2 separate regions of the Homo sapiens genome follow, and region 2 is linked to region 1. Evidence: read pairs that join two places in POLR2A ChIA-PET (ENCODE). Cell type or tissue: PC-9. All regions are shown on one strand. Links, peaks and the distances in the headings refer to the core of each region. The heading gives the core; the rest is flanking DNA. Region 1 overlaps UQCR10 (ubiquinol-cytochrome c reductase, complex III subunit X). Region 2 overlaps MTMR3 (myotubularin related protein 3).

The links. ChIA-PET counts read pairs that join two places held together with the same protein. Peaks named below come from ENCODE experiments on the same cell type or tissue, not always from the same donor. Only the 100,000 strongest peaks of a DNase experiment are listed, where the experiment ranks them.
Region 2: POLR2A ChIA-PET joins it to region 1 with 21 read pairs; 2 of 35 experiments call an interaction of 5 or more read pairs at or near these places.

Annotation. Positions count from the first base shown.
Region 1 is chr22:29,770,389-29,779,805 of GRCh38, forward strand. UQCR10 (ubiquinol-cytochrome c reductase, complex III subunit X) reads left to right here. Exons shown (of 2, transcript NM_013387.4): 2 at 1-25. Among named protein-coding and RNA genes, the nearest start is that of UQCR10, 7.7 kb to the left of the region's middle. In PC-9, for the core only: a CTCF peak has its summit at 2,101; DNase peaks (open chromatin) are centred at 2,083 and 3,093; H3K27ac peaks cover 3,630 bases.
Region 2 is chr22:29,967,518-29,983,401 of GRCh38, forward strand. MTMR3 (myotubularin related protein 3) reads left to right here. Exons shown (of 20, transcript NM_021090.4): 3 at 3,459-3,545; 4 at 10,925-11,014; 5 at 11,419-11,535. The coding sequence starts at 3,543. Among named protein-coding and RNA genes, the nearest start is that of MIR6818, 32 kb to the right of the region's middle. RefSeq lists an enhancer at 12,213-12,262. In PC-9, for the core only: no CTCF peak of the experiment used is centred there; a DNase peak (open chromatin) is centred at 12,020; H3K27ac peaks cover 1,700 bases.

The DNA.
Region 1 (9,417 bases), core at 1-8,000:
TGTTTTAATAAAGTTGAAGAATTTGTGTTTGGGCCTCATTCAAAGCCATCCTGGGCTGCGTGCAGCCTGCAGGCCACGGGTTGGACAAGCTTGGTGTATTCTGCCTATTACTGAGTATCTTTTGGTAAGCAGTCATACCTCTCTGGGTCACAGCCTCCTGCCACAGTTCCACTCTGATGAGTTCAGTTCATAAAAGTGCTTAGTTGGTGGGTTTGAATCCTTACTCCACTGATTCTAGCTATGGGAACCAAGGTGATATGGTTTGGCTGTGTCCCCACCCAAATCTCGTTTTGAATTGTAGCTCCCATAGTGCCCATGTGTTGTGGGAGGGACTCGGTGGGAGATAATTGAATCATGGGAGCGGTTCCCCCACACTGTTCTCGTGATAGTGAATAAGTCTCACGAGATCTGATGATTTTATAAGGGGTTTCCCCTTTTGCTTGGCTCTGATTCTCTTGCCTGCTGCCATGTAAGACGGGCCTTTCGCCTTCCACCATGATTGTGAGGCCTCCTCAGCCATGTGGAAATGCGAATGCATTAAACCTCTTTTTATAAATTACCCAGTCTCGGGTATGTCTTTATCAGCAGCGTGAAAATGGACTAATACACAAGGGCAAGGCACTTGAACTTGCTGAACTCCGGTTTCCTTATCTGTAAAATGGGGTAGTAGAACATACTGTGTGGGATTTTTGGGAGTATTAAAGGAGTTGCAGGCCTGTAATCCCAGCACTTTAGGAGGCTGAGGTGGGAGGATTGCTTGAGGCCAACAGTTTAAGACCAGTCTAAGCAACATAGTGAGATACCCTGCCTCTACAAAAAAATTTAAAATTACCTGAGCATGGTGGCACCAGCCTATAATCCCAGCTACTTGGGAGGCTGAGGTGGGAGGATTACTTGAGCCAAGAAGTTAAGGTTACAGTGAGTTATGATTGTGCCACTGCACTCCTGCCTGGGGGAGAGTGAGACCCTGTCTCTAAAAATTTTTGGCTGGGCATAGTGTCTCACACCTGTAATCCCAGCACTTTGGGAGGCCAAGGCAGGCGGATCACTTAAGGTCAGGAGCTCAAGACCAGCCTGGCCAACATGGTGAAACCCCATCTCTACTAAAAATACAAAAATTAGCCGAGTGTGGTGGCATATGCTTGTAATCCCAGCTACTCGGGAGGCTGAGGCAGGAGAATTGCTTGAACTCGGGAAGTGGAGGTTACAGTGAGCCGAGATTGCGCCACTACACTCCAGCCTGGGAGACAGCAAGACTGTCTTGCTCTGTCATCCAGAATGGAATGCTATGGCCTGATCTCAGCTCAATGCAGCCTCGACCTGGGTGCAAACAATCCTCCCACCTCAGCCTCCCAGGTAGCTGGGACTACAGGTGTGCGCCACCACTCCCCACTAGTTTTTTTGTATTTTTTGTAGAGGTAGGGTTTTGCCATGTTGCCCAGGCTGGTCTCGAACTCCTGGACTCAAGACATCCTCCTGCCTTGGCTTCCCAAAGTGTTGGGATTACAGGCGTGAGCCACCATGCCCAGCCAAAAATGTTTTTAAATTAAATTTTTAAAAATAGAGGAGCTGTAGGCCGGGCGTGGTGGCTCACGCCTGTAATCCCAGCACTTTGTGAGGCCGAGGTGGGTGGATCACGAGGTCAGGAGATTGAGACCATCCTGGCTAACACGGTGAAACCCCATTTCTACTAAAAATACAAAAACATTAGCCGGGCGTGGTGGCGGGCGCCTGTAGTCCCAGCTACTCGGGAGGCTGAGGCAGGAGAACGGCGTGAACCCGGGAGGCGGAGGTTGCAATGAGCAGAGATCGCATCACTGCACTCCAGCCTGGGCAACAGAGCAAGACTCCATCTCAAAAAAAAAAAAAAAAATAGACGAGCTGTAATGCAGTTAGCACAGTCACAGATGCTGGCACATGGAAGAAACTGTTGGCAGAGAGACATGGAGGCTAAGGACTCAGAAAACCAGACGATTCTGCTGGAAGGCTGGAGCAGTAGGAATGTGAAGAGGAGGAGTTGGAGAAACGTCTGGTCATTCATTCAGCAAGTGTTTGGCTGGCCACTGTGAGGCACTGTGCTAGCAGGACATATGATGGTAATATAGCATGTGGGGCTTAAACTCCTATGGGGAAGACACTAAAAGCCATCCTGTATTATTACAGACTGAGCCAAAGGCTCTGGGAAGCAGTGCAAGGAGAGGGAGGGATTAACCAGGGTGACAGCTGGTCTAGGGAAGCCTCAGAAGAGCTGAGACCGATAGGTGATAAAGATGAGCCACTTACGTTGGGCGTTAGAGGCAAAGCAGGGGAAGTAGCAGGTTTTAGGGCCCATATGGGGAAAGCACTTGCTGTGTTGCAGGAGCTCACAGGCCAGGTAGATGAGGTTGAAGGTGGAGAATACACGAGACCAGATCATTCAGGACCTGGTAAGTCATAGTGAAGAATCTGGGCCGGGCACAGTGGTTCATGCCTGCAATCCCAGCACTTTGGGAGGCCGAGGTGGGTGGATCACTTGAGGTCAGGAGTTCAAGACCAGCCTGGCCAACATGGTGAAACCCCTGTCTCTACTAAAAATACAAAAATTAGCGGGGGCGTGGTGGCGTGCACCTATAACCCCAGCTACTTGGGAGGGTGAGGCAGGAGAATCGTTTGAACCTGGGAGGCAGAGGTTGTAGTGAGCTGAGGTCTCACCACTGCACTCTAGCCTGGGCGATAGAGTGAGACTCCATCTCAAAAAAAAAAAAAAAAAAAAAAAAGAATCTGGATTTTACCAAAATTAGAATGAGTAGCTACTACTGAAAATGTCTTAAGCAAGGGAGCAACAAGCTCTGTCATATAAAAACCTCACTCTGGGAACTGTGGGGCAATTAGATTGGAAGTGGGTGGGAATAAAAGCAGAGAGCCTAGCTAGGAGGCTGATGCCTGGCTCCTGGTTAGAGCTGATGGCTGTTAGAGACCTTGCAGCCTGGCTGGAAACCGTGCCTCCTGGCTGGGAGTGCCAGAGGAGAACACTGGGAAGCCCTGAGCAGGCATAGAGCAGTTGTTTTGTAGCTGGGGTGGCTGCCTGGCCTAGTAAGGTAAATGACTCACCCGTCTGCCATCTTTCACCTACAGCCTGATGTGATTCAGCCAGAGCTGGATTATCCAGAATCTTCTCTGATGGAGGAAGATTCAGGTCAGGAAACCCATGGAGAGGTAGGAGAGACCCTAGAAATTGTCCAGTTTTTCCTACCTGAGGTGTATCTTTGTGAAGACGAAGTTGAAGCCTAGAAAAATCATGACCTGCTGAAGATAGTATAGCTCTGGGGGTCAAATCAAGACCTAAACCAGGCCAGGCGCGGTCAGACGTGGTGGCTCACGCCTGTAATCCCAACACTTTGAGAGGCCAAGGCAGGTGAATCACTTGAGGTCAGGAGTTCGAGACCAGCCTGGGCAACATGGCAAAACCCTGTCTCTACTAAAAATACAAAAATTAGCCGGGTGTGATGGCTCATGCCTGTAATCCCAGCTACTCGGGAGGCTGAGGCAGGAGAATCGCTTTAACCTGGGAGTCAGAGGTTGCAGTGAGCTGAGATTGTGCCACTGCACTCCAGCCTGGGCAACAGAGCGAGACCCCATCTCAAAAACAAACAAACAAAAAACGCATAAAAAATTAAAGTTAGTTTTATTCAGAAGTTTTTTTGTTTTTTCTGTGTGTGTGCTTTTTTTTTTTTTTTTGAGAAAAAAAAAAAAAAAAAAAAAGGAGCCCTGAACCAAAGCGGAGGCTATTCTAAGACTTTTGTTTTTGAGACGCCATAATAGCTCACTGCAGCTTTGAACTCCTGGGCTCCTCCTGCCTCGGCCTCCTGAGTTGCTGGGAGTACAGGTGTGTGCCATTGTGCCCAGCTAATTTTTTGCAGAGACGTGGTCTTGCCATTACCCAGAAGGCTCTTAAACTCCCGGCCTCCAGTGATCCTCCCTCCTTGGCCTCCCAAAACACTAGGAAAATAGGCGTGAGGCACTATCCCTGGTCTCAGATGTTTATGAATGATTTCAGCATCACATAGAGAATGACTCTGGGGGTTGAAGATTGCAACTTATATTAAATTGTTCCCAATTATTTGAGGGCAACATTCTGGTAAACAATAAAGCAGGGGCCAGGCACAGTGGCTCACGCCTGTAATCCCAGCACTTTGGGAGGCTGAGGCGGGTGGATCACTTGAGGTCAGGAGTTCGAGACCAGCCTGGCCAACATGGTGAAACCCTGTCTCTACTAAAAATACAAAAATTAGCTGGGCGTGGTGGTGTCTGCCTGTAGTCCCAGCTACTCAGGAGGCTGAGACAGGAGAATCGCTTAAATCTGGGAGGCAGAGGTTGCAGTGAGCCGAGATCGTGCCACTGCACTCCAGCCTGGGTGACAGAGCGAGACACCATCTGAAAACAAACAAACAAACAAACAAAAATGCATAAAGAATTAAAGTTAGTTTTATTAAGAAGTCTTTTTTTTTTTTGAGGCAGGGTCTTACTCTATTACCCAGGCCAAAGTATAATGGCACAATCATGGCTCATTGCAGCCTCCAACTCCTGGGCTCAAAGGATCTCCTTGCCTCAGCCTCTCCAGTAGCTGGGACTATAGTTGCCTGCCACCACACCCAGCTAATTTAAAAATTTTTCTTTTATAGAGATGGAGTCTCACTATGTTGACCAGGCTGGTTTTGAACTCCTGGCTTCAAGTGATCCTCCTGCCTCAGCCTCCCAAAGTGCTGAGATTACAAGAGTGAGTCATTGTGCCCAGTCTTGCTCTGTTACCCAGGCTAGAGTGCGGTGGCGTGATCTCGGCTCACTGCAACCTCCACTTCCCGGGTTCCAGCAGTTCTGCCTCAGCCTCCCGAGTAGCTGGGATTACAGGCACCCACCACCATGCCTGACTAATTTTTTTATTTTGTAGTAGAGATCGGGTTTCACCATGTTGGCCAGGCTGTTCTCGAACTCCTGATCTCAGGTGATCTGCCCACCTTGGCCTCCCAAAGTGCTGGGATTACAGGCATAAGCCACCGTGCCCATCCAGCCTATTTTTTGTTTGTTTTTAAGAGATGGGGGTCTTGCTATGTTGCCAAGGCTGGTCTTGAACTCCTGGCCTCAAGTGATGCTTCTACCTTGGCCTCCCAAAGTGCTAGGATTACAAGCATGAGTCACTGTATCCCACCGTTATTTTTCTTTGCCATTGTATTTTCTAGATTTCTAACTTTTCTGCATCAACCGTGTATTATTTTTATAAGGTGGGGTACATAAATTAAAAGGGGGTTTCCCAGATAGAGAGTGAATACAGAGAGCTAAGAAACGTGAGCCACCAGCTCTGGCTCCAGGCCTGGAACCCCTCTGCTTTGTGGCCCAGGACTCCCTCCTCAGATGCCAATGAGGACTTGTCCCTCGGTGGCACTGCCAAATGAGAGCTGCCTCCCCACCCCCCCGCCCCAGAGCTCCCTGGATGGGACTGCCATGCAGGTGGGAAGAGGTAGGATTAACACCCTCCTCCAATTGGCACCAAGAAGCTGTTTATAACTAGAAAACAGTTCTCCTCCCTCCCAAGCTTAGCCTGAGGCATTTCCTGGAGGCAAAAGCTGGGACAGTCTTTAAAGTCAGAAAGCCTCAAGGGCTTCCCACTTGCTCCCCAGCACAGGTGTTAGGAAAAGTTAAATACTTGGGTACCTTGGAAAGTGAGTTCCAGAAAGTCTCTGATCCCACATAACTCTGAGCAAGCAGGACCACTCTCCTAAGAGTACTGGAGTTAATGTCATTTCCCTAGCTTCTCTCTTGTGCTCAAAAATATCTCTTAAGCTGGGCGCAGTGGCTCATGCCTGTAATCCCAACACTTTGGGAGGCCAAGGCGGGAGGATCGCTTGAGCCTAGGAGTTTGAGACTAGCCTGGGCAACATGAGACCCTGTCTCTACAAAAAGTAAAAAAAAAAAGAATTTCAGCTCAGGTTAGGGCTATGAAGAAAATCAAACTGATAATTTATGGAGAGTGACTCTGGTTTGAAGAGTAACGTTACATGCGCTTTGTTTCTTTTATCTTTTTTTTTTTTTTTTTTTTTTTTTGAGACAGGGTCTCACTCAGTCTCCTAGGCTGGAGTGCAGTGGCACCGTCTCGGCTCACTGCAACTTCTGCCTCCCGGGTTCAAATGATTCTTGTGCCTCAGCCTCCCAAGTAGCTGGGATTACAGGTGTGTGCTACCATGCCCAGATTATTTTTTGTATTTTAATAGAGATGGGGTTTCACCACGTTGCCCAGGCAATCCACCCACCTTAGCCTCCCGAAGTGCTGAGATTACCTGCATGAGCCACCGTGGCCAGCCAAGAGCATTGATTTTAGAATGGACAGTCCTGGGTTAGACTTCAAGCCCCACCACTCACCGGCTGTGCGAACTCAGACAAGTTACTTACCCTCTCTCAGCCAGTTCCTTTATCTGTAAAATAAATAACCCCCATGATACTGCACAATGGCAGCCATAATTCTTGTTGTTTCTGAGGGTGTTGTTATCTAGGAGGGGTGTCAAGGGAAGTAAACTCTGTATAGTAAATCTCCACCCAGCTGACTGCTTAAATAACCCAGCCAGAGGGTACCCTAGAAGCTTCTGGCACCCCAGGGCTGCCTGCCAGGGCTTAAAACATTTTACCTCTGTGTTGTCATGGTGGCCCAAAGAAGGAAGGCCCAGCTCTCAGAACATTCTAGGTTTGTACACCAAGCACACGTTGAGCTTGTCCCAGGTAGACACAAGGATGCTTCCTAACCACAGGCTGGGTTCCCTGGGGAGTGGACTCCACTGGGGGCTAGTGTAGACCAAGGAAAAGAAACAGGACCAGCAGAAGAAGTCAGACTGGCTGGGCGTGGTGGCTCATCCCTGTAATCCCAACACTTTGGGAGGCCGAGGCAGATGGATCATCTGAGGTCAGGAGTTTGAGACCAGCCTGGCCAAATGGTGAAACCCCGTCTCTACTAAAAATACGAAAAATTAGCTGGGCATGGTGGTGGGGGGGGGGGCACCTGTAATCCCAGCTACTTGGGAAACTGAGACAGGAGAATTGCTTGAACCTGGGAGGCAGAGGCTGCAGTGAGCTGACATCACACCACTGCCCTCTTGCCTGGGCGACAGAGTGAGACTCCATTTCAAAAAAAAAAAAGAAGTCAGACCAAGATGTAGATGTGTTCTTTGTGTTTTTGTTTTTGTTGTTGTTTTTGAGACGGAGTCTTGCTCTGTCACCCAGGCTGGAGTGCAATGGCATGATCTTGGCTCACTGTAACCTCTGCCTCCTGGATTCAGGTGATTTTCCCACCTTAGTCTCCCGAGTAGCTGGGACTACAGGCTCCCACCACCACGTCTGGCTAGTTTTGGTATTTTTAGTAGAGACAGGGTTTCACTATGTTGGCCAGGCTGGTCTCAAACTCCTGATCTTGTGATCCACCCGCCTCGGCCTCCCAAAGTGCTGGGATTACAGGTGTGAGCCACTGCATCTGGCCATAGATGCAGTTTCAACAAAGGCTTCCGCTGACCCTGGTTAGTTCTGAAGCATGGCCGTTCAGAGCTGTCCTGATCTGGGTGACCAGGGCCATTTATAGCCTCTTTTTCTTTTTGAGTTTTTTTTTTTTTCTTTTGGTAGAGACGGGGTTTCACCATGTTACCCAGGCTGGTCTTGAATTCCTGGACTCAAGTGATCTGCCTGCCTTGTTCTCCCAAAGTGCTGGGATTACAGGCGTGAGCCACCGCACCCAGACTGTAGTCTCTTTTGATCACTCGCTGGAGGCTGCTGCCTAGGAAGTGGGCAGACAGGGCAGGGCAGTTCTCTTCAGCCTGGCCAATCCCTGAAGAGGCCAACAGCACGTCCAGCATCTGAGGTGGTAAATCTTTCGTACTGAAGGGACTATGGGTACCCACCACACTCCCCTCCCTACCTCTGCATCTTTCTCCGGCCCATTTTATACCTGCATCTGCTTCTTGAAGCTCTGTAACAACAGATTGGCAAAATAAAAATCACTAGATGTCCTTTTACTTATTAAATTCACAAAGTTTTTTTTTTTTAATCATTATAATATCCGGCATGAGCCAAGATATGGGAAATGATCGTTTCAAACACTGCTGGCGGGAAGACCCATTCAACAACATCAGTCAAAAAACTTGACCCAGCAATTCTATTTCTAAGAATTTATCCTGAGAAGATAATCATGATTGTGGGCAAATATTTAGCCAGGAGACTCTTCATTGTAGCTTAACGGCAAATAATTAGAAAGAACCTCAATGTACAAAAACAGGGAATTGCCCGACTAAAGCATGGTATAATAGAAGACAAGTAAGCCATTCGACATGATGCAGATGAGAAACAGAAAGATGTTCACAATATCTCATTACCTGAATAAATGGTGATAATAGCATGTGTAGTACGATCCCATATTTGTAGAAAACCATTATGTGTATTCTTTTTTTCTAAAAAAAAAATGCTGTAAGGATAAGAACTAAAATCTTAACAGTGATTATTTCCGCATGGCAGGATTATCAGTAGTTTTCCTTTGCTTATTTGTGTGAACCACACCGAGCATGTTACTGCTTTTGTACTAAGGGGGGAAGCAATGTAAGTTATTAAAAAGAAATAGATTCCATCCCCATGACTCAGTCAGCCCTTCCAAACACAAGGAACAAGGACCGTCCTACAAATGAGTTTGAAGTCCTCTGGGGAAAGGACAGAAATCAATGAATTTACAATGCCTGAGCAATGTGCAAAGTTGGAGAGAATACAAATTCCTTGCACAAGACGGAGGTTGTGGCAGCTGCTTGAGTGACAGCAAAGGACGAACACTCTGTACTGTGTGGGGCAGGCAACCAGCACACACAGAAGATCACACACACAAAAATAGTGCCTTCTCTGGGCACTCACTCGGGGGCAGGCCTGGGCCAGGTGCCGCACATGCACCCTGTGTCACTGGATTGTCATTCCAAGTGGAAAATGAGGCTCAGAGAGGTTAAGTGTCTTGCCCAGGGTAACGCAGCTAGTGAGAGTAGAGCAGAGATCCAAATGCAGGACCATTGGCTATGCTCATATTTATTACTATGTGCCATGTAAAAAAAAAATCATTTTTCTCTTTTCTTTGGGGCCTTGGCCTGATATGCTTGAATTTATATATAGACCGAATGCCAAGGGCAGACTCCAGCAGGCATCAAGGACAGAGCAATGATGGAGTGTAGCGAAAGTGTTGGCTGGCAGCTGCTTGGTGCTGACTGCCTTCTTGCTGCTCCTGGCCTATCCCCATTTTGAAACTTCTGCCTAGACTGGGCACAGTGGCTCACACCTGTAATCCCAGCACTTTGGGAGGCTGAGGCAGGCAGATCGCTTGAGCTCAGGAGTTTGAGACCAGCCTGGGAAACATGGGGGAACCCCATCTCTACA
Region 2 (15,884 bases), core at 7,885-15,884, 210 kb after region 1:
CACTGCACATGGCTTCTGTATTTTTTTTTTTTTGAGCTATAAGTCATATCACATAAAATCCACCCTTTTAAAGTATACAATTCAGTGGTTTTTAGTATAGTCATAAAGCTGTAGAACCATTACCATTACCTAATTCCAAACATTTCATCACCCTGCAAAGGTACCTTGTACCCATTAGCAGTCACTCCCTATTCTTCCCTCAACCTGGCTCCTGGCAACCACTAATCTACTTTCTGTCTCTGTGGATTTACCTTTTCTGGACATCTCATACAAATGGAATCACACAATATATGGCCTTTTGTGCCCCAGGTTCTCTCATTTAGCATAATGTTTTCATCTATGTGTGTCATGTATCAGTATTTTATTCCATTTTATTGCTGGATAACTCCATTATATATACTGTGTGTGTGTGTGTGTGTGTGTGTGTGTATTTTTTGTTTGTTTATCCATTCACATTTTGTTTGTCCATTCATTGATTGATGCATATTTGGGTTGTTTGCACTTTTGGCCATCATGAATAATGCTGTTACGAAAATTTGTGTAGAAGTTTTTATGTGGACATACCTTGTCAGTTCTCTTAGGTATATACCCAGGAGTGGAACTGATGGGACATATGATGACTCTAAACTTTTTTGGGAACTGCCACACTTTTCCTCAGAGGTTGTACCACTTTACATTCCTGCCGGCAGTGTATGGGGGTTTCACCTTCACATTCCATCTACATCTGACATTAGTATCTTCCTCACTGGAGTTATATTTTGTTATTTAATAGTTTTGCAAAATGCATTAAATTCACTTCCATTTAAATTGTTTAAGATACAGCAGTTTGAATGTGTCAATGATGCTATCTTTAGAAATTTTATTCTAAAACACAAATATCTTTTGTGTAATATTAGGACAGTTTTTTAAAAGTAATTCAGTATGTTTCTTTTTTGAAAAGGTTCTTTATAACAGTATCCCGTTCTTTTAATAAGTTCATACCCTCAAATTTTCTCTGCCTTTGCCCTTCTCCTTTTTAATTCCAATAAGTGCCTTTTTGCACATCTTTACCTTCCTATCTAAAGTAGCATTTCTGTTACACCATCACCAAACTCTGCTTAATTTTCTTTGCAGCAGTTGCCTACTGCTTAACATTAGTTATCTGTTTCTTTGTTTCTAATGAGAAAGACCAACAATAAAATCAAGTTCCATGAATTTCTGTTCACAGTGGTGTCCCCAAAGTCTACAACAGTGCATGGAGTGTAGAAAATATTGAATAAATATTTATTGAAAAGAATGAATAAATGAGATAATTTTACATTAGTTTCAGTTCTTGAGCTAGGCCAAATCACAAAAGTTTGGCTTGGTTTGAAGAGTGGTTAAGAATGATGACTCCAACTTGGTCTGTTACTGAACCATAAGGTTCTTCCTCATCCTTCCAGCCTCTAAAAAATGGTGCACCCAAAACCCCTGTCCTTAGTCATCTTAGCCTCTCCATTTATACTTGCTCCTGCATTTGGCTTTAATGCCATTCACACACTGATGTCTCCCACATTTATGTTTATATCTCTAGGCTCCATCTTCTTGATCTCTAGTCTGGTTTAACTAGCACTTTACTTGGCATCTTTGTTTGGATATGTGATAGGTTTTCAAACATAATGTGTCTAAAATGGAAACTTTAATTTCTTGTTCCTTGTCCGTTGAGCTGTCTCTGCATGGCACGAGAAGAATAGATTTTTCTTACAATGCTCTTCATCAATAAATAGAAAATCCTTGCTTCCGGTTGCTGACACAAAAAGCTTGACTTCTCTTTTTCTATCCTATTTAATTAATCCACTCAAATCCTATGGGCAGTATTTTCAAAGTATATCCAGAATCAGTAACATCCCACCACTTCTATCTCTACTACCTTTTCATTGCTATATTGTCTCTTGCTGGGGTTAATGACGCTTTCTAATTGGTCTTCTTTTGCCCCTTACCCCCAGTAGCCTTGACTGTTCTCTACCCAACAGCCAAAATGATTCTTTTTTTTGTTTTTTTGGTTTTTTTTTGAGACTGAGTCTCACACTGTCACCTGGGCTGGATGTGCAATGGCGTGATCTCGGCTCACTGCAACCTCTGCCTCCCAGGTTCACGTTATTCTCCTGTCTTAGCCTCCCGAGTAGCTGGGACTACAGGCACACACCCCCATGCCCTGCTAATTTTTTGTATTTTTAGTAGAGATGGGGTTTCACTATGTTGGCCAGGCTGGTCTCGAACTCCTGACCTCGTGATCTGCCTGCCTTGGCCTCCCAGAATGCTGGGATTACAGGCGTGAGCCACCACACCCGGCCAAAATGATTCTTTAGAGTAAGTCATCTCCTACCATTCCTCTGCTCAAAATGCCTCAACACAATCTGGGCCTTGCTACTGCTTTTATGTTCTCTTGTTCCCTTGCTTACATTGCCCTTAAAAGAGTTTTATGCTGCACATTGAAGCCCAGACTCCCTGAAATATCCTGTGTTACAGAAGCTTAGCAAACTAGAAATGTTGGTTTTGCATGAGACTGTTCAAAGAAAAGAGCAACTTACTTACTCTTTGTATAAGCCTATTTTTGGGTTTCTAGTTGGATATTCTTTCCCCCTTTTTTGTTCTTATAAAACCAGGTAAAGGTATTAGTACAGATTGTAAGTTTTTAGAAGAGCATAGAATATTTGGGTAATAAGGCAAATTTATTTTTCCTATTTTGCTCGTAAGTCAGTTTGGTTTCCTCAGATGGGGGATCCATTTTGAATTTAGAGATAACCACAAAAACATCCTAAAATACTACAAGAATAATGATTTTGCATTTGCAGGTTGATGTTATTTATTTTTTTGAGACAGAGTCTTGCTCTGTTGCCCAGACTAGAGTGCAGTGGTGTAATCACAGCATACTACAGCCCCAACCTTCCAGGCTCAGTTGATCCTCCCACCTCATCCTCCTGAGTAACTGGGACTACAGGCATGTGCTGCCATGACCAGCTTTTTTTTTTTTTTTTTTTTTTTTTTTTGAGACAGAGTTTCACTCTGTTGCCCAGGCTGGTCTCAAACTTCTGAGCTCAGGCTATCTGCCTCAGCCTTCGAAAGTGCTGGGATTATAGGCATTAAGCCACCTTGCCTGGCCTGTAGGTTGATTTTAATTGTTGCTTTATTCATCCAAGTTTTATGATATTTTTTGTTTTACTACGAACATTAGGAATGTTAGCCTTTGATACTGTTTTTGCAGAAACAGGTTAAGACTAACAGGAGTTTTACAAAGGAACTGTCAAATTGGGATTTGACTAGTGGGAATTGGCTGGGTGATAATCAACTTTTTCTTGGCTGACTCTGATCAGCTTCTTAGGCCTGTGTATATACAATACCTTTGTGAGGATATGGCCGATTAGGGGAAAAACTATTGCCAATTTTGCCTCCCCTCCTCTTTTTTTTTTCTTCTTCCCCCTCTTCCCCCCCACCCCCAGACTTCACCATAAGGGAAAGAAGAGAGCCTTGTTGGACACTGAAGAAGGGACGGGGATTTCTCCTCCTAATCTGGGCCTCTTGTCATGGTAAGTACAAGGAAATAAGAGTAAAAAAAAAAACAAAAAACCCTGTGTCCTGACAATTAAGTGAACACTAATAAATTCATACTTACCCATTTTTGTTTTTGTAAGAAATTATTTCTTTTTCTTTCCCAGATCTCTTGTGTCTTTTCTTTTCTTGTTTACTTAGTAGTAATAGAGTACTCCAATATACAGAGCAGTTTCATTTCTGTTAACTTTAATCCTGTGAGCTAGATGTTGTCTCTTATTTTTCAGTCAGCAAGTAAATGGAATCAAGACTAAAACATACAGTTCTCGGACTCCAGGTTTTTAATTCCTTTTCTAGGAAGTAGCGTGTAGTGAAAACTGTGTGTGTGTGTTTGTGTGTAGACAAATTGTAAGATGGTAATCTGCATATTTACTTAAAAATTTTTTTAAATTGACAAATTACATATATATTGTGTACAGCATAATGTTTTGAAATACATATATACCTTGTGGAATGGCTAAATCAAGCTGATTAACATATGTATTACTTCACATAGTATATATGCTTTATGAATTTATAGAAGCAATTCCCTACCTTCCCTGTTTTGTCTCTTTAAGGCAGTATTTTGATCCCATAGTAGGTGGAGCAGCCCTGCACACCCCCTCCTGTATCTTTAACCAGAAAGAGAATTTAATGGACAATTTAATGACTTACGGGCCATTTCGGGCCCAGCTCAAGCAGAGAAGATGGAGCAACAAGCCAGCCACATTTTCATCAATCCTGAGGAAATGTAAACAGTGCTTCAAGGCTTAAAAAAGAAATGGTCCTCTGTAATATTGTCCTTCTTCTACCTTGTGATGTTTCCTAGATCCAAACTGTTTTATGCTGATGCACAGAGAAGGAATTGAAAAGGCTACATTAATTTCAAGCTTCATTAGGGACGTATGGAAAATGCTTTTCAAAATTAGAAAAAGTAAAACAAAAAAACTAGTTGTGCAGAAATGTCATATTAAAAGGAAGAGAAAGGTAACTGCCCTTATCTTAAAGGCATGCCAATTTTTTCTTAGTTTGTGGGCATTACAACTTTATGATTTATCTTATACCTAAACATTGATGAACTTTTCCTGTTATTTTCTTGATTATATTTTATTTTATTGGTTTTCCCACAGAGTTTTCAATGAATTGAAAAAGTGCTTGTCTAGTATTTCAGCCAGTGCTAATGAATAACAAATGATGGGCTTATGAAAGCAGCTCTGTTCTGTATTGAGGGTTTGTCCTTCATTGTATACCACACGGCTAGTAACAGTGTGGTCCTCTTCCTGGTGCTGCTGGGTTCTCCATGGTGCCTAGCAGAAAGTCTTCCTGGTGTTTTCCCTGGCCTGATGCTTTAGACAACGCTTGGGAGTTGATTCTGTGTGTACTAGTTGGGGAGTAGCATGGCCATGTATGTATCTTTTGTTTTTGTTTAGTTTCTCATAAAGTAGCATTGTTACAAGTTTTTACAAATTCTCATTTATAACTCTACCACCAGAACCCATGGTTGTATTCCGTTTTCTTTTTTCTTGAGACAGAGTCTTGCTCTGTTGCCCAGGCTGGAGTGCAGTGGTGCGATCTCGGCTCACTGCAACCTCCACCTACTGGGTTCAAGCGATTCTTGTGCCTCGGCCTCTCAAGTAGCTAGAATTACAGGCACCTGCCACCATGCTTAGCTAATTTTTGTATTTTCAGTAGAGACGGGGTTTCGCCATGTTGGCCAGGCTGGTCTCGAACTCCTGACCTCAGGTGATGTGCCTGCCTCAGTCTCCCAAAGTGCTGGGATCACAGGCATGAGCTGCTGTGCCCCATTGGTTATATTCCTTTCTAACTAGTTCATGTCTCATATGTATGTTTTATATAGTTAGAATGATAAAATAATTAAGTTTCTATTTTGCTTATTTCACTTAATGAATTAAACATTCTCCCATGTTGATTCCTTGGATTCCTAATGATCATTTTACTAGCTGTATAACATTCTGCAAGTTGTTGAACCATTGATTTTAATTATATACTGTATAATAGCATTTAGAGTGTATGTCCTTAATCCTTAGTTTTTGTGTAGACAATTCAGGAGCATTGAACATTCTTTTTGTTTTTAACTGTAAACCGCTGTACTAATTTGAGAGTGACATTTTTCCCTTGTCTTTTATACTCTTAAAGGTTCTTAAACGAGATTGGAGTCTGTCTTTGAGAGGTTAAGCATTAGCAAAATATATTTTCATGTTTTGTGGAAAATCTCAAGCCTATGCAGAGAGAAAAGTACAGTGCACTCATATGAACATCATTCAGCTGCAGTAATCATAAATTCATGACTATTCTTGTTTCATTTGACCTCTTTTACCCCTACCCTTTTGGCAATAATCCCAAGCATTTTATCAAGGGAAATGTATTGTTTGTCTTCTAATACCAGTCTTACGAATATGACTGGAAATGACAGTAGGACTGATAATTATTTTCACTTCTACGCTTTGCAAACACGAACACTAGATATGAATTCAGTTAGTAGGATTAATTGACTGGTCATCAGTCTCTCCTTCCCATGTACTTTATTTTTTTGAAATGGAGTTTCACTCTTGTTGCCCAGGCTGGAATGCAATGGCGTGATCTTGGCTCACTGCAACCTCCGCCTCCTGGGTACAAGCGATTCTCCTGCCTCAGCCTCCTGAGTAGCTGAGATTACAGGCGCTTGCCACCACGCCCAGCTAATTTTTGTATTTTAGTAGGGACGGGATTTCACCATGTTGGTCAGGCTGGTCTCGAACTCCTGACCTCAGGTGATCCATCTGCCTCAGCCTCCCAAAGTGCTGAGATTACAGGCATGAGTCACCGCACCCGGCCCTTCCCATGTACTTTAAATATTTATCTCTATGGTTGACTTCTGCTCTGAAGCATGTACTTTCCTCTCTTAGCTGCATAATTTAGCCAATAGCAGAAACTAGCCTGGAACTGTGGTGACTGGCCCTTTTTCAGTATTTTGTAGATGACCCCACTGACTTTATGGAGGTGGATGGAGACTACGAAGTGCCAGATGCCACAATGCCTGGTGTTCCTCAGCAGTACCAGGAAATTAATGACATGGAATACATCTCTCTAATAAGTTACTGCTTATAGCTAGGATACGTTTGTTTCCAAAACTGTTACCAGACCAGCGTTTCCCAATTTATCTTCTTCCAACTTCTCACCTTATTAACCATCTCAAGTTTGGCCTTCCTCACCTATGAAACTCACAGAAACTATAATAAATTCAGGCTAATTCAACTGCTAAATTCAACTGTTCAGCCACATGGGATCACCAGTCCCCTAGATTCAATGAATCCTAATGTTACGTCCTTGGGGATTAAATGCATTTTTGTGTACAAGGGGAGAAAAGTTCTGAAGCTTTACAGGTAATGTGAATTGAGACAATAGCTTTTAAAAAGAACATTTGTTTGATTATGAAAAATAAGTACTTCATATTCTTGCCTTGCTGGCCTAATTCTCAGTTGTTTTATGTTGAAAATCATGCATTTTCAGTTTTCAGTAGCTACTTTGGTGATACATATTGGTCTGGATTAGCACCCTGGTGAGTGTGCCAGCAAGAGTGAGTAGGTAAATGGTTTCTTTTTGTTCTTTACAAGCCTGCTACATTACTTCAGTTCTGTGCTAAAAGTCAGCAGAAAACTAGGTCAAGGAATCACTTAAAGATTAATAATGGGTACCTCTGTAAAATGACCTTACACAGAATAAAAGTCTAGGCCTTATGAGTTTATGTGAGGTAAAAAGTTAATGTGATGCTGAGAAGTTATGTTAAAAGTATACTTTTATGTAAGATTTTTGCTCCCCTCCATGTTTACATAGCATTTCCTTACTATCCCATATTGGTTTATGAGAAAAATCTCCCTAAATTGAAGATTCTTCACATCTTTCATTTGGTCTCTTTTTTTGGAGACAGGATCTCACTCTGTCGCCCGGGTTGGAGAGCAGTGGTGCAATCATGGCTCACCTTTCATAGATTAGCACTAGGAGAATGGTTTTAGGAAAAGCCTGGCTTTTGGAGTGAAGCAGCTTTAATTGGTATTTAGTATTAGAGTATAGTAGAGAAGCAGCTCTGATGGTTTCCAGACCTCTTTTTACTTCTTAAATTATTGAGGTACCCCCAAGAGGGTTTGTTTATGTGGGTTATGTCTGTTTATACCATATTAGAAAATAAAACTGAGAAATCTTTAAAATGCTCATAAATTCATTTAAAAGTAACAACAAACCAATTATATAGTAGCATAAATAACATTTTTTGATGAAAAATATTTTTCCTCATCCAAAGATAGTTTTAGTGTTAACATTTTTGCAAATCTCTTTAATATTTGGCTTAATAGATGACAGGTAAATTCTCATATCTACTTCGGCATTCAGTCCGTTACAATGTTTTCTTTGAAATATATAAAGAAAATGCAGCCTCAGGCAGATACGTGGTTAGAAAAGTAGTTAAAAAAAGGAAGAGTATTTTAAGTTTTCCCAGATAATTTATATTTTTCTTTAATACCAAACCAAAACTTGACAAGTGATGTGTTTTTTTGTTTTTGACACAAGGTCTTGCTCTATTGCCCAGGCTTGACCGTAGTGGCGCAATCACAGCTCACTGTAGCCGCTACAGTGCACCTCAGGTGCAGGTGATCCTCCCACCTCAGCCTCTTAAGTATCTGGGACTACAGGCATGCGCCACTGTGCCCATCTAGTTTCTCTATTTTTTGTAGAGATGGTGTCTCACCATGTTGCCCAGGCTGGGCTTGAACTCCTGGGCTCAAGCGATCTGCCCACTGTAGCCCCCCAAAGTGCTGAGATTACAGGCATGAGCCGTGTACCTGGCCAGTGGTGGTTCTTTAAAGGTTAGTTGCAGTGTAGAATCTGAAACCATATCAGTGAACTTTTTGTATTATATTACATTAAAACCATTAGTCTGTCTTGTACTTTGAGTGAATCTTTTATCCACATATGATTTTGTAACATGCATTGGTCATTAGGAAAATAATGGGTTCGTTGATTGAGGCAGATCTTCAAAAGTTGACATTTTATTATAGTGTGTGTTTTTTTTTTTTTTTTAAATCACACTTGGTAATACCTTCACTTTAAAGATAAAAGTTGTAAGTACTAGGAAGCTATAAAGTTCATGGTGGGAGATGAGAGGTTTTCCAAAATCTAATCTTTGCACAAAAGCTTTATTATTGACAACTAATACTATCTTTTGTTGTTACTGTTTGTTTTTTTCCTAATAGTGTCTTTTGGAAAAAAGACCTGCCAAATGTCCAAGTCTGCATTACCATAGTTTTTCCATCAGTTGTTCTTCCAATTAAGAATGATACTCAATGAAAAAAAATGGCTAGTTCATCTCTTAATTGAAGCATTTGCACAAGTGCTTTACTTTGTGACACCGTAATATTGCACCATACATCAGAGGTGTTTTACTTGTATTTCCTCTGTAAAAAAGACTTCTACTTAAGGGTCAGGATTTAATAAATAGAATTTATAATATTTCCTTGCTTTATCAAGGTCATTCTTATGAAATTGGCACCACTGTCTCAATTGTGCTAAGGTACCAGCAGTTTTACCTACCAGGTTTTTTTGCACTATTAGTATAGATGTCAATACAGTGAAGAAAGGCAATAATACCGTAATATTATTGGGAAGGTTTTGACCTCGCAGGGCCCCTGTAAGCATCTCAGAGTCTGTGGACTTCATTTTGAGAATCATGCTAGTGTAGAGTATTACCAGTTTATGATTATGGTTGCTGTTAGTAAAACCTTAAGTGTTGTTTATAGATAAGAAGAAAAACTCTTTTTGGGGGAAGACTTACAAAATTATTGGAATTGTGTTAAGTAGTGTACACAGAAGCAACCAGTAACCACTGGTTATAATTCTTAATGCTGTCAGTTGAACATGATGTGGCTTTTGCTCTTTTAAAAATTGCTGTGTGGGGCCAGTCTTGGTGGCTCACACCTGTAATCCCAGAACTTTGGGAGGCTAAGGTGGGAGGATTACTTGAGCCCAGGAGTTTGAAACCAACCTGGACAACATAACGAGACCTTGTCTCTACTGAAAATAAAAAAAATTAGCCTGGCATGGTGGTGGGCGCCTGTGGTCCCAGCTACCTGGGAGGCTGAGGCTGGAGGATCACTTGAGCCCCGGAGTTGGAGGTTACAATTAGCTGTGATTGTGCTGCTGCACTCCAACATGGGTGACAGAGCAAAACCCTGACTTAAAAAAGAAAAGTGCTGTGTAAACAGATTCTATTATAATTTAGTCAGGCTTTGTGATAGATGACATTTCTCTCATGTCTTCCTATACCATAAAAATTCATAATGCAAAATATTACTTTTTAATACAAATTGTAATTTACATGTCATCTAGATGAGAATTTATTGCTTCCTCTTTTGAAATTGTCTTAACAGAAATCTATTTTGTAATATAAGGCAGAGTAAATGAAGGATAGTCTTTCATATATTTTCAACTTGGGAAATTCAGTTCTTAAGCTTACTTTTTCTTAGAAATTGTTTTCAAGCTTTCTATTATGAAAATTTCACATATAACCAGAGTAGACACAATGGTAGAGATAATGAACTCTCACCCAGTTTCATGAATTACTAATTCATAGATAGTCCTGTTTCACTTATGTCCCGCTTCTTCCTTACTCTTGCCCCAGTTATTTTGAAGCAAATTTCAAATGTCACCTTTCATTTTTAAATATTTCAGTATGTATCTCTCAAATAATTTAAGATCGTAACTTAAAGAGAAAAAAGCATTATATCTTGGTTTCTCTTAAAAGTAGTGTGGGGCTGGGCACAGTGGCTCATGTCTGTTATCGCAGCACTTTGGGAGGCTGAGGCAGCTGGATCACCTGAGGCCAGGAGTTGGAGACCAGCCTGACCAACATGGCAAAACCCCGTCTCTACAAAAATAGTAGCCAGGCGTTATGGCACGCACCTGTAGTCCCAGCTACTCAGGAGGCTGAGGCAGGAGAATCGCCTGAACCCAGGAGGCAGAGGTTGCGGCGAGCCAAGATTACACCACCGCACTACCTGTGCACTACACTACCAGTGCACCACTGCCTGGGTGATAGTGAGATTCTGTCTCAAAAAAAGAAAAAAAAGTATTAAGAAGCTGTTAGTGCCTAATAGAAATATTCTAACCTCTTTGACATTTTTTTTGCATCAATGTGTTTTCAGACTAGATGTAACTAATGTATTGGATAGAAAAACTTTTTAAGATCAATATTGTTTCCTTGAGCTTTTCTGCCTGTTCACCTTGGTCTTTGTACTTTCATTGTGATTATGCTAGCAGATATGGCAGAAAAACCAAATATGAATGATTAGAAGCTTTGAAATTATTTTAAGGTTTTGGACTTTTCCAGGATGAAGAGACTCGGCACAGCCTTGAGTGCATCCAGGCCAATCAGATCTTTCCCAGGAAGCAGCTGATCCGGGAGGATGAGAATCTTCAGGTAATTATAGGCCACTTTTAAATGTAAAATATTTATTTAGCATTAACTGTATAGCAGAGTTAATGGATTTAAGTGTAACGTACTATATTATATATATATATAACATACATGTAGTAGAAATGCAAGCTGGAAAACATCTCATTTTAGCAAGACTTATTTCCTGAGAATCCACTGTTTAAGATGATCTTCTCTGTATCATTCCTTTAGTAGTTCAGAATTTGAATAACTAGATATATTTGAATTAGGTGGGTATAAACCCATCCTCTTTAGCTTCCTTATCTACTTATGTGCTGTGTTTTCAACTTCAGTGGCAGAGGATTTACCATCCATTCAGCCAACTGATGTTTGAAGCTTTTTTTTTTTTAACTGCTTCAGAACTCTGAAGGGTTTCTTTCATTTCGAAGGTTCCTTTCCTTGAACTTCATGGAGAGAGCACAGAGTTTGTGGGCCGTGCCGAGGATGCCATCATTGCCCTTTCCAATTACAGACTTCACATCAAGTTCAAGGAGTCTCTTGTTAATGTAAGTGATTACCAGCTGTTCTCCCTCTAAGGTAAATGGAGAAAGTAAGTCAAAAAACTTAATGCTCTCAAAGAGAGGAGAGGCATACAGAATTGGGAGAGAAAGCATTATGTGCTCTGCTTTTCTCACTTAATTTAGCACTCAAGGAACACTGGCTTGGCCAGGCGCGGTGGCTCACGCCTGTAATCCCAGCACTTTGGGAGGCCAAGGCAGGCAGATCACGAGGTCAGGAGATCGAGACCATCCTGGCTAACACGGTGAAACCCCATTTCTACTAAAAATACAAAAAATTAGCCGGGCGTGGTGGCAGGTGCCTGTAGTCCCAGCTACTCAGGAGGCTGAGTCAGGAGAATGGCATGAACCCGGGAGGTGGAGCTGGCAGTGAGCCAAGATCACGCCACTGCACTCCAGCCTGGGTGACCAGAGCAAGACTCCATCTCAAAAACAAACAAACAACAACAACAAAACACACTAGATCAGCAAGCAGCTCTTATGCTTGATTTAAAATGATGTGTGTAGTTGTCAGCTGAGGTGTCCATTGTTTAGTTTAACAGTGAATGATTTGCATTAGGTAATGCTGTATCATTAAGCTTTATAAAGGTATAAAGGCTGAATGGGCTTTTATTCTGCAATCTTTAGTAGTTACCAACTGCCTCAGTTGAGATAATTCCCTTGGCCTTAATGTCAAAAGATGAGATGCACTTTGAGCTCACTGCAGACTCTCATTACAGCATGAGGTTACTCTAATGACTCCTTGGTGGTATAAGTGTAGATGTTAAGTATAATGTTGATTTGCATAATGGACTATGTATTACTGAAGAAAAGGAAGCCTCTTGATTCTCAAGAGTACATTTACCCTTTTCAGTTATGAATGTCCTCTCAGTGAACTGGTTCTTCCAGTGCTCTGCTATCATTAGCCTTAAATGAAACGAATAAAGGCTTGAAAATTCATGTACTTACAGCAAATGCCTTCTTCCTTCTTTACTTGCCAGTGTTGTGGCTTTCTACACTCCACTTCCAGCACAGAGAAGTGTATTATGACACGTTAAAACAGCTCAGGACTGTAATTCCATGCAGACTGTGTTTTGGCTTCATTTTGGGATTCTTTGAAATCTTGTTCATTCGTTTTACTCAGCAATTAAAAAAAGACTCAGTGGCTGTCATTTTTTTTTTGGTAGTTGACATTTTTTACTTCTTATTATCATTCTTCTTTGTAGTTAAGCATTTATGTCCAGGAGCAGTTTTGGCCTGAATCCCTTCTGGCTTCTAGATTTGGGCCATGATTATAGCAGTTACATCAGTTTTCTGTCTATCAGCTAAAGATACACACCAGATTCATTAAGGAAAGAGGCAATGCTGTTCTTTCATACTATGTAGCACTCTGTTCAGAAGGGTCCACTTGGATTTGAGTAGTCGTGATGGGGAGGGGAAAGGGGGGAAACACCTATAAAATCCCAGCAACTGAGAATTCCCCACCAGCTACTGTGGAAGTAATGATAGTAGTGTTTAGTAGAACTGCCCAATTTAACTTTGTGTTCTTTCAGTGTTTGAATTGCTGGAATTAAATTATAATTAAATTGCATGTGAGAATGATAGTTTCATATCATTGCATTTTCTCATATCATCCTGTATTTATCAGTTTATTGGTTGATGGCCAAGTGTTTCAGAGACTATTTTAGAACTATTTGGGAATAAGGTCTGCTGGAAAGCAAGCAGGAAAGAAAGAAAGAAAGAAACTGATCATGTCATTCATCAGCTTAAAGCCCTTCAGTGTTTCTTCACTACTTCTATGATGAAGATCAGATTGTTTAGCATGACATGAAGCTGTCTGACAACGTGGCAGGGACCAAGGATCACAGCTTCCCTCCTTTCCCCATTATCACATTTTTACTTGTAAAAGCAGCCTCTTTGTACTATTCAGCCATACCTCACACCTCTGTGTTCTCTTTTCGGCCCAGGAACTTCTGTTCATCTGTCAAAATTCAGTTCAGGTGATAACTTCTCCTGTGAAGCCTTTCTTAGTCCCAGTTCCCTCTGTGACAGTTAACTACACTCTTTCTTTGCTTTGTCTTTATCTTGTACATTCTTTTATAACATTTACCAAATAGGTTGTAATTTTTGGTTAATTGTTTTTGTGTCTTCAAGATCCAGCATGTCTCCTGGTGCCACAATATTCAGTAAATATTAAATGAATTGAAGTTAATGTGGGTTTGAAGTGGGCATTAGAACCTTTTCCCCCTTTGGTGTTTAAAGCTCATTTTAAAACAGTACACTTCTGTGTGAATAGGCTGTGGCTTAATTGTCTCTAAGGATAGCTGTGTGAGTAGGTTGTTGACTGGAATTGTTGATCCCCCATTGTGATTGAGAGATAATGCTTAAGGAAACTTGCCACTGTTCTTTCTTTTGATCAATTTTCTTAATCTGAAAGTGTTTTTTTTCTGTTAGCATCATAACCCTCTAAGGCATAGAGCCTACATGTTACTTAAAAAGCCCAGGGTAGGCCGGGTGCAGTGATGCACGCCTGTAATCTCAGCACTTTGGGAGGCTGAGGCAGGCAGTTCACCTGAGGTTGTGAGTTCGAAACCAGCCTGGCCAAAATGGTGAAACCCCATCTCTACTAAAAATACAGAAATTAGCTGGGCATGGTGGCATGTGCTACTCAGGAAGCTGAGGTAGGAGAATCACTTGAACCCAGGAGGCGGAGGTTGCAATGAGCTGAGATCACGCCACTGCACTCCAGCCTGGATGACAGAGGGAGACTCTGTCAAAAAAAAAAAGGAAAAAAAAAAAAACACCCAAGGTAATGGCTTTGTACAGAAAAATGATGGTGTAAAAGTATTTTGGCATTGCAGTGACTTTAAAAATTTCAGATTGAGGCCGGGCGCGGTGGCTCACGCCTGTAATCCCAGCACTTTGGGAGGCCGAGGCAGGAGGATCACGAGGTCAGGAGAGCAAGACCATCCTGGCTAACACGGTGAAACCCCGTCTCTACCAAAAATACAAAAAATTAGCCGGACGTGGTGGCAGGCACCTGTAGTCCCAGCTACTCAGGAGGCTGAGTCAGGAGAATGGCGTGAACCCGGGAGGTGGAGCTTGCAGTGAGCCGAGATCGTGCCATTGCACTCCAGCCTGGGTGACAGAGCGAGACTCTGTCTCATTAAAAAAAAAAAAAAAAAAAAAAAAAAAAAATTTCAGATTGAGAGAGACTAGAACTCCTCCATAAAAATAAATTAATTTCATCACAGCTAGTGCTAAGAGATTCCTGAAACCTGAAACCTGGAGGTACTTAGGAAACAAGGATTCTTCCTGCATCGGGTCCTGGATGGAGATCAGACAGTTGGTAGTGGTGTTGCCCCTCCCTCTTTCCTTCCCTTAGCAAATAAGTATTTCAATAAAATATGTGTATTTCAATAAAATGTTAGATCAGGAGGCTCTCTTTAAATGTTATTTTATCTATATCAAACACATTTAAACCATCAAAGCCCAGACATACCAGCATATGTTGTGGCATGCCCCAGTTCATCATTTTGTATGCTTAAATCAAAATACTTAGCACTTCAGAAAATGATTTACCATCAAGTTTTAAATAGCTACCTGATATCATATATTCTCTTTTAATTTCACAGCACATTGAGTAAAATGTGTCTGTAGGTTTTGATACCGTAAACATCATTACTTTAATTCACACATTCACTGAATATCAAGTTCCAGTTCCTGTGGTAAAGAATCTCTGTAGTAGAGTTTATGTGTAGCATTTAAGGTATACATTGCTCCTATTCTGTGCTTTTCCCAAATTATTATATATTTACAGACATAGTTCTTTGAAGCTTAGATAAATTATAAACAAGTGTTCAAGTGGAATTCATGAACGTTTAAAAGTTTGTTTGTGTGTGTGTGTGTGTGTGTGTGTGTGTGTGTGTGTGTATGTGTTTGTAATTTAATAGACTGCTTCTCAATCTGCTGCTTCTAAAATCCCTGTAAGTAGTATGAAAATCCTAGGCGGTTGCTGCACCTGTGCTTGGAGCAAATTGGTTTTGAGTGTTAGATGCTCACCTTGCAAATCAGCAGAATGTTTCCCCTCTGCATGAGTCCTTTTCCTCTTACTGGACCAAATTCCAGTTGTATGCTACTAGGAGAACAATTTGTAGGGTAAGGAAAAAGCCCTGCAGTTTATACATAAGCAGATGGAATTGTGACCTTCAAAAAAATGTAGAACAAGTTTCTGTTAGAAATAATTTGTAAAATCAACACTAGTTTTTTTTTCTTTCACTTTGTTTTTTGGAGACGGAGTTTCACTCTGTTGTCCAGGCTGGAGTGCGTTAGCACAGTCTCGGCTCACTGCAGCCTTA